Regions from separate parts of the Homo sapiens genome. Here all the other regions are linked to region 3. Evidence: chromatin contacts called from ENCODE Hi-C data. All regions are on one chromosome and are shown on one strand. Each heading gives the region's core, a stretch centred on a gene start or an enhancer-like site at or near the end of the contact. The rest is flanking DNA. Distances are from core to core; before and after follow the strand shown. Region 1 overlaps LOC124902479 (a long non-coding RNA gene). Region 2 overlaps LOC101929727 (a long non-coding RNA gene). Region 3 holds the start of IFIT3 (interferon induced protein with tetratricopeptide repeats 3).

The links. Hi-C counts contacts between places; a loop is a spot of excess contacts on that map. Pooled maps may share reads with other maps.
Region 1: a pooled map shows a loop between it and region 3 (4-fold over the local background). The contact joins the enhancer-like site here to the promoter of IFIT3 in region 3. A Hi-C loop is called at or near these places in 5 of 37 single-sample maps with no recorded cell type and 4 of 50 pooled maps.
Region 2: a loop to region 3 is called in a pooled map, with 7 times the contacts of the local background. The contact joins the enhancer-like site here to the promoter of IFIT3 in region 3. A Hi-C loop is called at or near these places in 2 of 37 single-sample maps with no recorded cell type and 9 of 50 pooled maps.

The regions. Positions count from the first base shown.
Region 1 is chr10:91,005,490-91,008,676 of GRCh38, reverse strand. The region is part of intron 1 of LOC124902479 (a long non-coding RNA gene); the gene reads left to right. Among named protein-coding and RNA genes, the nearest start is that of LINC00502, 39 kb to the left of the region's middle. Within about 2 kb of position 1,561, at least 8 of the 41 ENCODE cell types and tissues checked have a DNase peak (open chromatin) inside an H3K27ac peak, as active enhancers do.
Region 2 is chr10:88,270,283-88,273,298 of GRCh38, reverse strand. The region is part of intron 1 of LOC101929727 (a long non-coding RNA gene); the gene reads right to left. It also overlaps a transcript of RNLS not described here. Among named protein-coding and RNA genes, the nearest start is that of RNLS, 310 kb to the left of the region's middle. RefSeq lists an enhancer at 1,649-1,698. Within about 2 kb of position 1,363, at least 7 of the 41 ENCODE cell types and tissues checked have a DNase peak (open chromatin) inside an H3K27ac peak, as active enhancers do.
Region 3 is chr10:89,326,528-89,329,849 of GRCh38, reverse strand. IFIT3 (interferon induced protein with tetratricopeptide repeats 3) reads right to left here and starts at 1,853. Exons shown (of 2, transcript NM_001549.6): 1 at 1,772-1,853. The coding sequence starts at 1,776. It also overlaps a transcript of LIPA not described here. RefSeq lists a silencer at 1,476-1,525 and an enhancer at 1,846-2,085.

The DNA of each region.
Region 1 (3,187 bases), core at 312-2,811, 1.7 Mb before region 3:
GACAAAAATTTAGACAATACTTAAGGTGATTGGGGAGGGGGCTCAAAGTAAACCAAGTCAGGAGTGGGAGAGAACCAGGGAGAGGAACTCACTGAGGAGAGGAGTCTAAGTTTTCAGGTACCCATACTGTGAAAACTCAAGAAAGTTAAAAGTAAGTGAGACCTCTAGCCTTACGGAATGGCATGGTCAATGTCAGAAGAGAATTGGAATGAAGGTGGGGGTCCTTACCTATAATTCCCTCTGACATTGACTTACTGTTCTGTGCTTTCATGTGTCCATGTCTACAAAGCCTAGTGTGGAGAGTGAAAAGGCAGAAAAATGGAGCACTGCCCACCTGTATCCTTATTTGATACAGAGGAGAAGTTGCACATCTTTGCGTGTCTGCACCCAGTGGATTCTGAGTGACCAACCAGTACCTTTGGAAAATAGATCCCTGGCAGATGTGGTAGAAGGAGTATTCCCGGAGGGTAAACTCTGGCTAAAAGTGTAAAACCAAACCCTTTTCTTACCCCATAGTTTGGACAAAATGCCCTCTGAAAGACAATAGGGGAGGCTGGACATTGGGGTAACAACTGATTGCCTTGCTGTTGCCTTGCCTCTCTAAGGAGAGGACACTTGGCACTCCAGGCCTTTGCAGATGCACATCTGAAAGTACAGAACACATGATCCCAGAGATCTGGGGCTTGCATAGCCACCTCCTCCTCAGTGGTCATTGACTATCCAGTTGGTCAGCACTCCTCACTGAGCTCTCAATATACCCAGAGCAGGAGGGCATCTAGACTCTGTGAAGATACAAAAGATAAAAAACAAGAAGACTTAGCTTCTTGGAGGAACCTGTGCACAGGGCCTAGTGGTTTGTGGGTGTTTTGTTTTTAATCAGTGACTTTTCCAGTGACAGTTTCCTTGATATATTTCAGAATCTGCTCATTTTGTACTGTTCTTCCCATCCCCCACAAGGAAGGAACAGATTCTTTACCCCCAAGTAGGGTTGCCAGATAAAATCCTGGACATACCATTAAATTTGAATTTTGAATAAATATCAAATAATTTTTTCATATAAGCGCGTCCCAAATATTGCAGAAAAATCAAATTACAGAGTGTCCTGTATTTTCATTTGTTAAACCCTACTCCCAAGGGATGCCTGTTTCTATTCTTGTGAGTGGTTCATTTTGGTTCTTTCTCTTAGGTTGAGATTAACTGGTGATCACTGGTTTTATTACATATGAAAACTTTCGGCACGGTCTTTACCGAAATGGAGGAAAAAAAGTGATTCTTTCTTAAGTTCTTTGGTTAGACTATTCAATAGGCACATTTTTTGTTCTTATCTAATATGGCAGTCTAGTAAGAAAATTGAGGAAAAATGCAGGATTACTAGCTCCCCATGAACCCCTTTCCTCCCTCTGCCCAAGTCTTAACTATACAGCATCACGATGTAAATGGAGGTAGACAAGGAGAGCACAGATGACACCAAAGCAATGCAATCTGAAACTATCAAAAGTTCCACTTCTCACACCACAAACTCCTTTGTTGGTTAGTTGTGAGTGGGTATTTATAGAACTAGCACTGTACTTTCATTTTGAGACAGCAGCTTGCTTTTAGCCTGAGCAATAATTAGATAAATTATTCCCTTCACTTCAGATTATTAGTGACTAAAACTCTGCCTAGAGATTTTTGAAACTTTGATCAGCATAAACTGGAAAAACAGTCACTTAAATGCTGCAAGTGATTTTCCATCTTGTAGGAGGTAGAGATATCAATAATCCTGCCAGGGTAGAGTCTCTCTTTATCAGACCCACCAGCCAGGTATCTTTTCACAAATGTAAAGCAAGTACCTACCCATTGCTTCTTGCTGGAAAAACAAAAAGAGGAAAGTATCAAGTTACCATCAAATGGGATGTTGTTCAGACTAGAAGCTCATTGTTCTGTTTGGAAATACAAACTGTGTGTTTGCTAGAGTCAGAGCTGCTTCTCTGCATACTTTTTTGGTCCTGGGGCTTGCTTTTTTGGGTCCAAGCTGAAGAATTGGATATAGAAAAGAGAAGAAAAGCATGAGATCCAAATCTCATGCTAAAGGAACTGGATGGAGTTTGGCACAGCTTAGCTCAGACTGGACCACTGCTGTCACATGCACGTTGTTATTTGAGACTGAATTACACAGAATGCACTGATGTTGGACTCTGATATGCAGTGATGTAATTGTCATGTTGAGGCCTACAGGGCAAGGCCACCCCCTAGTGGTAGGGGTTGGGATTGCTTCTTATGGAAGAAAAAATTACCACTGAATCATTCCAAGAAAAACCAATTATATCATGATTAGGTTAAACCTTAAATAGCAGTGGCTGAAATACACAAGGGTGTGCTTCTCTTTCTAAAAGGACATCTAGAAGTAGGCATTCGGAGCTATTCAGGTAGATCCTTGTTTCCCAAGGACTCAGGATTCCTTCTTCCTGCTTCATTAGCCTCAATGAATGGCTTGTTCTCAGGGTCACAGGATGGCTGCTGGAGCTCCAGCCATCATATCCACATTGAAGCCTAGAAGGAAGAAAGATGAAAGAGGAAAAATTAATAGCATGTGTGAGTGTATGTGTATTGGAGTGAGACCTCCTCACTGATTCTCCCTTTAAATAGCTTTTCTGACATTCCCCCAAACACTTCCACAGCTGGCTGAGGAATTGAGAAATGAAGCCTGTTATCTGGGCACTTTACCCTCCTAAGTAAATCAGGGTGCTTTTTACTAAGAAAGCGGGGGAATGAATGCCAGGCAGCAGTAGTAGTTTCTACCTCTCTGGGAAGCCAGCCTGAAACTAGAGGGACAGAGAAGTCTTTTCTCTCTCAAAGCCATTTGACAGCTGGGCCCAAACTTTCTGGTGGCAGACATGTGCTGGACTCTCATGTGGAGCTGGACCTGCTACTGAGAATGGCTCTGGTAGGTGTGTTTCAGGTAGCTGCTTTGCCAAAAGTTGAAATTACCTTTGAGGCTGAGCTTTCCTTCCATTATCCATAAGCCTTTGAAGAAGTTTTGTTAATTGTCTGGTGGTGATATGGTTCGGCTGTGTCCCCATGCAAATCTCTATCTTGAATTATAGCTCCCATAATCCCCACATGTTGTGAGAGGAACTAGGTGGGAGGTAATTGAATCATGGGGGTGAGTTTTCTCGTGCTGTTCTCATGATAGTGAATAAGTCTC
Region 2 (3,016 bases), core at 114-2,613, 1.1 Mb after region 3:
TTTCTTTATATTTTTTCTGTATTTTCACAATGAGCAGTCAGGCAGCCAATTGGCCTTGTGTTGAGGTGCTCCAGAGGGCAGAACCAAGACTAGCAGCAGTAGGAAAGTGATTGAAGCTAATATCAGTAAGAAATTTCCAATAAGCAGAGCTTTTCAATGTGGAGCAGACCTCTGGGAGTTTCTTTCTGCCAGCCCAAAATGTTTCCAGCAGAGGCTGGGTGACCACCATCCACAGTGATCCACAGTGGGGAGAGGTCACAAGAACAGTGCATCCCAACCCTGGCTGGGCCACAGCATCACCCGAGGGAGGATAGAATGCAGATTCCTGGGCCATGAACCCTATCTACCTGGATTGAAACTCCAGGGCTGGGGTCTAGGGATATGTATTTGCCTTAAACTTCCCCAAGGAATTCTAAAGCAGCGAGACAAAGTTTCTACACCTGAGAATCCCTAGATTAGAGACTTTCAAGGCAGCTTCCAACTTGGAGATTCAAAGCAATTTTGCAATTCAAAGGTCTAGAGACTATTTGAGTATCTATCTTAAAAAAACGAAGACAACAGTATAGATGCAAAGGGAGGCACGGCTGGGGTTGAAGGATGGAATCATTTGAAGATCAATACTTTTTCATTCATTTATTTATTCAACCACCAATGACCAAGAGCCTGTGCTGTACCAAGTTCTTCATGTAAAGCACTTGGGATATGTTAGGGATCAAAACCGTTTCCTGCCCTCATAATGGTCACATTTAGGTCAGGTTAACATAAAACGTAGATTCTTGGGCCCAGGAATGACTGAATTAGAATCCCTGGAGAGGGACCCAAGAATCCATATTCTATAAATGTTCCCAAGGTGCTGCCTGTATACACTAATGCAATGTTGTTTTTCAAAATATGGGCTTTGACTCATAAGTGGTTTGTTATAGTAATTTAGTGAGTCAAGAAGCTTTTTTAAAAAATTAAAATAACAGAAAAAAGAACAGGAAAAGGAAAGGAAAATTAGAATGCTGACACATGGAAACAGTAACTTGTTTCATAAAGCTTCTGTTTCTGTGCCCTGGGCCACAATGTAAACTGGGTTTCAGATGGAAAACCATTGCTAGAAAATATGATATATAAAATACATCACTGCTCTAGTCCTCTCTAACCCCTGCACGCAACAGTTCTGTTTTAGTCCAAATCTGGAGGTGAGATGCTGGGGCACACTGACCACCTTGAGGAGGGACAGGCTGTTCTGGGAATTTGACTCACTGGGAATATCCCTGCTATAATGCCACTTCCTTTTTCTTTTGGATTGAGCCTAGGGCTGCACTCTTGCACAGATGGTAAAGTCTCCAGCACATGTTGCATCATTTTCTCTGGTAGACATGACAGAGCACTGCACACTATCTGTCCTGGCCTTCGTGGCAGAGTTAGAGCCGCATACAGAAACGAACTCCTGGGACCCATTGCTTCCATTTGCTAGGCTGCTTTTTAGGGGAACAAGAGAGCAGGTCTTATACAACCAATTTTCCAGGCCAAGTCCTGGGTATTTGATTTGGGCCCTTCATATCAGGTCAAAACCATATGCAACCCATACTTGGCAACCAAGATGAAAGATACCAATTGTTTTAAATAAAAATGAAACCGGACGGGGTGAACAAACCCACATAAGACAAGCTGAAAAGTCCTCCCAGGCTCTCTGAGAACCCAAGAGCCTGCTGTGCTGAGCAGACCAGGGATGTTCCTGTGGTTTACTTGTTTGCTGTCACGGAAGTTTTGCTGTCACTAAGAAGAAAAATCCAAAGGCTAATTCAGCATAAATGGTCCCCTTGGCTGCACTGAGGGCAGTCACAGGTGAGTCATAAACAGTGTTGAAAAGTAGAGATCCACCCTAGAGGCCTGAGACATGCTGCTTTTATCTCCAGCTCAGAGCAAGAAAAATGTCTCAGAAGGAACTGAAAATGGAATTACTCAAACTGAAAACTGCTGTCCTCACCAGGAGGATTCCTTTCCTGACCCAAGTCTGGGAAGTGCCACTGGTAAACCCCCAGAAATGAATTTGCTCATCAGTGAAGGACAGAGCTAGATATTCTCAGATGTACCCAGTGACATTTTCGCAGCATTAGAAGCCAAGCCTCCTTCACCTCAAACCAAATCACTGAAATGCTTGATTCTGTGCAGCTGTGGTAGAAATGCCCTGTATCAAAGGCAGGCTCCAGTACCACAAGCCAAAGATAAATAACAGAGGAAATGATCAAGACCATGACCTCTTGATGACCCCCTGGAGCTAAATCTTTGCTAGACCTCAGAATATCAAACAGGCCACCAGCCCGCCAAGAGCAGTTCATGAACAGTGTGGAAGCCACCTCAGCCTGCGAGAGCCTGGCTCTCTAGAAACTTGAGACATCCCAAAGGAATTTCTTGTTTTATCCTCCCAAACAGGGGTTTGTTAATTCTTTCTTCAAGTGAAGAAACCCTTTCCAAATAAACGTACCCAGAAAAGGTATTTTCCATTTACTTGGAAGTTGGGGTTGTATGTATCTCTTGTCCGGTGGTGAACTATTAGTATTTTGAAAAGTGTGTTCTCCCACCAACTAGCAAAAAAAATGAAACAGAAATACAAGGGCCTTCTCCTACTGGAGATTTTGATTATAGATTCAAACAGGCAAACATTATGGAGTGTTTACTATTGGACAAGTATTGAGCTAAGTTCTCAGAGGATCCTGAGTGGAACCAGACTCAAGTTGCTCACAGAGGGAAACAGTGGGCAGCTGAAACTTAGGTTTCTTTCTCAAATCAGTGTCATAGCACCTGAAGGAAACTCTGGGCCACCACTTCGAGTTTAGGAACCCCTGAGGCACAAGACAGCAACTGAGGCTGAAGGGACCCAGTATCTAACAAGCAAGACTTGTCCCCTAAATTGCCTTTGGAGTGCCTGGCCTGAAGACTGAGGCAAGCCAGCTAAATCCTCAGAATAAAAGATGTGGAGAGCAGCCAGGAGACACCACCTGATGCTCAAGGAGAAGGAGATCTTGAC
Region 3 (3,322 bases), core at 604-3,103:
CCACCTGCACCCAGGTGAAATAAACAGCCTTGTTGCTCACACAAAGCCTGTTTGGTGGTCTCTTCACACGGACTTGCATGAAACCACTAACTACAGATCACAAAGAAATGTTACCACCATGATTGCTGGTACTAATATATTTGTGTTATAATTTTAAGTGAATTTGTGAGTGTGTAAAGGGAGCAACAGAGTTCCTCAGTGGATGGGGCAGAGGAGGATGCCCATCAGCTGGCACGTGCCAGTGAGTTCTCCAGGTGATTTTCCCATTTGGAAATTTTTAGCACAACTGGGGAGGAGCAGCCCAATCTCTTCCTGTTCCTATAGCCTCTGGAAATAGGAGCACCTTGATGTGAACCTGAGTCCAGCATAGTTCAGAGAGCCCCCCTCAGACCTCCTCAGGTCAGTGGCTATAGACACACCTAAAGACAGGACCCTGTAAAACCTTTCCTGCAAGCTGGCTACTAAGACGCCTTGCTCTCTGGTCAATCCCACTCACACAGACACAATTAACATCACTCTTGACCAGGAACTTATTCTATATAAAAGGGTATTCTATATACTGAGGTATTTGGCAGTGAATTCCTCTTACCCATCTCATCCCCAAACATGACATTGCAGAGCATCTTCAAGTCCTTGGGGCAGAGTAAGGTAGGGAATCCAGTTTTCCTTTTCTGCCCCCCTGAATGGTCGATGGGGTCTTCCCTCCCTGGCAATCACCTCCTCACTCCTTTCCTAGAGATGCTTGGTGGGAAAGGCATCCTTTTCTCTTAGTTCTCCCTAACATGCTATCCCCTGAAGAACTCCAGGAGGTCAATATATAAATTTAAAAATCAAGTTTACTGAGATTATGCTTTATATACAATAAGATGCACCCATTTTCAGTGTATAGTCTGATGAGTTTTGGTAAATGTTTATGCATATGTAGCCACCATCACTACCTCCCTATAGACTATTCCTATGATTCTAAAAAGATTCTTTTGGGAGCCTTCCTACTCAATCCCCACCATCTCCAGGCAACCACTGATCTGCTTCCCACCATTAGAGATTAGACTAGTTTTAGATAATAGATTAGGTCATTACACTTTTGAGGAGAAATTCTTTTTTTGCTGCTGACCAGCATTCACTACATCAATAAAAATAAATGCTAAGCTTTGGGTTTGTTTTTATATAAGAAATGACAAAAATGCCCATTTGTAAGAATTGTTTCTTCCACTTCCCACCTTAAAGTAATGCAACGTTTCAGGGCAAAATTGCCTTCTTCATGAGTGGGTTTGCAGTACTGATTGTATCTTTCACAATATCTGTTGAAAATAAATTCCTCCTTTTAAAATTACAAGAAAAAAAGCCTGTGACTTAATCTTTTCAAACAAAATGACAATAACAGAAAAACCCAAAAGAGTAATTCCCTTAGGTCTACCCTTGAATCAGCCAAGTTTGTGGCTGAGTGAAATACACCGCTCCTGCCAAGCCTTCCTCTCATTGCAGGAAATAGCTGCACACAGGGAGGAAACATGAGCTGATGCATTCCCCACCCTGCCTCCCCCCATGTAGTTCCGTAGGGAACCATTCCAGAAACTTAAGAAGCCTGTGTGTACACCAAAAAAAGCCACAGGGAAAAACCCCTCAAACATCTTACAAATGCTCAGACTGATAAAGACATATTGAATCTATAAACATCAGGACAATTCAGGAATGTGCCTGCACAGTAAGAAACTCAACTTACAATTTGCACTCAAAAACAAGCATGATTATGCATTCTTATTTCACTGACCTCATGACTGCCCTCTGTGTCTCTGCTGTTCCGAAAAGCTGGTGACCAGGCTGATTTGTTCTTCAGAAGTCTTCCTGTCTGCCTCAAGTAAATACTGAAGGAACTATATAAAGGGGTGGGAGAGTAGGGCACGCATCAGCTGATGTTTTCTCCGTTTTTGAGTAATTGCTTTTAGGGGAAGGAAGAGGAAACTGGAAAGTGAAACTAATTTAAAATCGTTGGGAGGAGGAAAATGAAACCTAACGGCTTGAGACCTGCAATGGCTGAGCCAGAGTACGTTATTCAAAACTGTGACTAAAATTTGTTTGAGAGAATGTGGAAGCATTCCTAATGTAAACCAAAAAATTAAATTCTAAGGCCATACTCACCAACCATGTGACTGGACCCCTGCTTTTGGCCAAGGGCATTCCAAAGTTAACCTGAAAACTGATGTGAAGGGGAAGCTGGATATGCCTCATTACATCCTTTTTCCTTTTGGAATTACTAATAGAACACACTCTTTTTTTGTTTTTGTTTTTGTTTTTTTTTGAGACAGAGTCTTACTCTGTTGCCCAGGCTGGAATGCAGTGGCATGATTGCGTCTCACTGCAACCTCTGCCTCCTGGGTTCAAGTGATTCTCTTGCCTCAGCCTCCCGAGTAGCTGGGATTACAGGCACCCACCACCATGCCCGGCTAATATTTGTATTTTTAGTAGAGACGAGGTTTCGCCATGTTGGTCAGGCTGGTCTTGAACTCCTGATAGCAGGTGATCCAACCACCTTGGCCTCCCAAAGTGCTGGGATTACAGGCATGAGCCACTGCACCCAGCCAGAACATGCTCTTTTTAAGTGTATTAAGAAACATTTACAACCTATTCTCTCTGAAGCCTGCTACTTGGAGGCTTCATCTGCATAATAAAACCTTGGTCTCCACGACCCAGACATTCCTTTCTAATGATTGTCTATTGAATTTCTATTGGATGTCTCCAAACATTCCTTTCTATTGATAATAACTCTTTCAACAAATTGTCAATCAGAAAATCTTTGAATCTGCCTATGACTTGGAAGCTGCCCCGCTTCCCTGTTTCCAATTGTCCCACCTTTCTGGACCTAGCCAATGTACACCTTACATGTATTGATTGATGCCTTATGTCTCCCTAAAATGTATAAAACCAAGTTGTGGCCTGGCACATGTTCTCAGGATCTCCTGAGGGCTGTGTCACAGGCCATAGGTCATTCATATTTGGCTTAGAATAAATCTCTTCAAATGTTTTACAGAGTTTGACTTTTTTTGTCAACATTAGGTATCTGACCATCAGTCTAGGGTGGGGCCCAGGAAACAGCATTTTTTAAGCCAATTCTTATTATTTTTAAAAATTTTTTGTGGACACATAGTAGATATATATATTTATGGGGTACATGAGATATTTGATGCGAGCATACAATGAGTAATAATCACATCAGGGTAAATGACTTCAAGCATTTATTCTTTGTATTACAAACAATCCAATTATACTCTTTTAGTTATTTTGAAATGTGCAATAAACTATTGTTGACTATAGTCATCCTCTT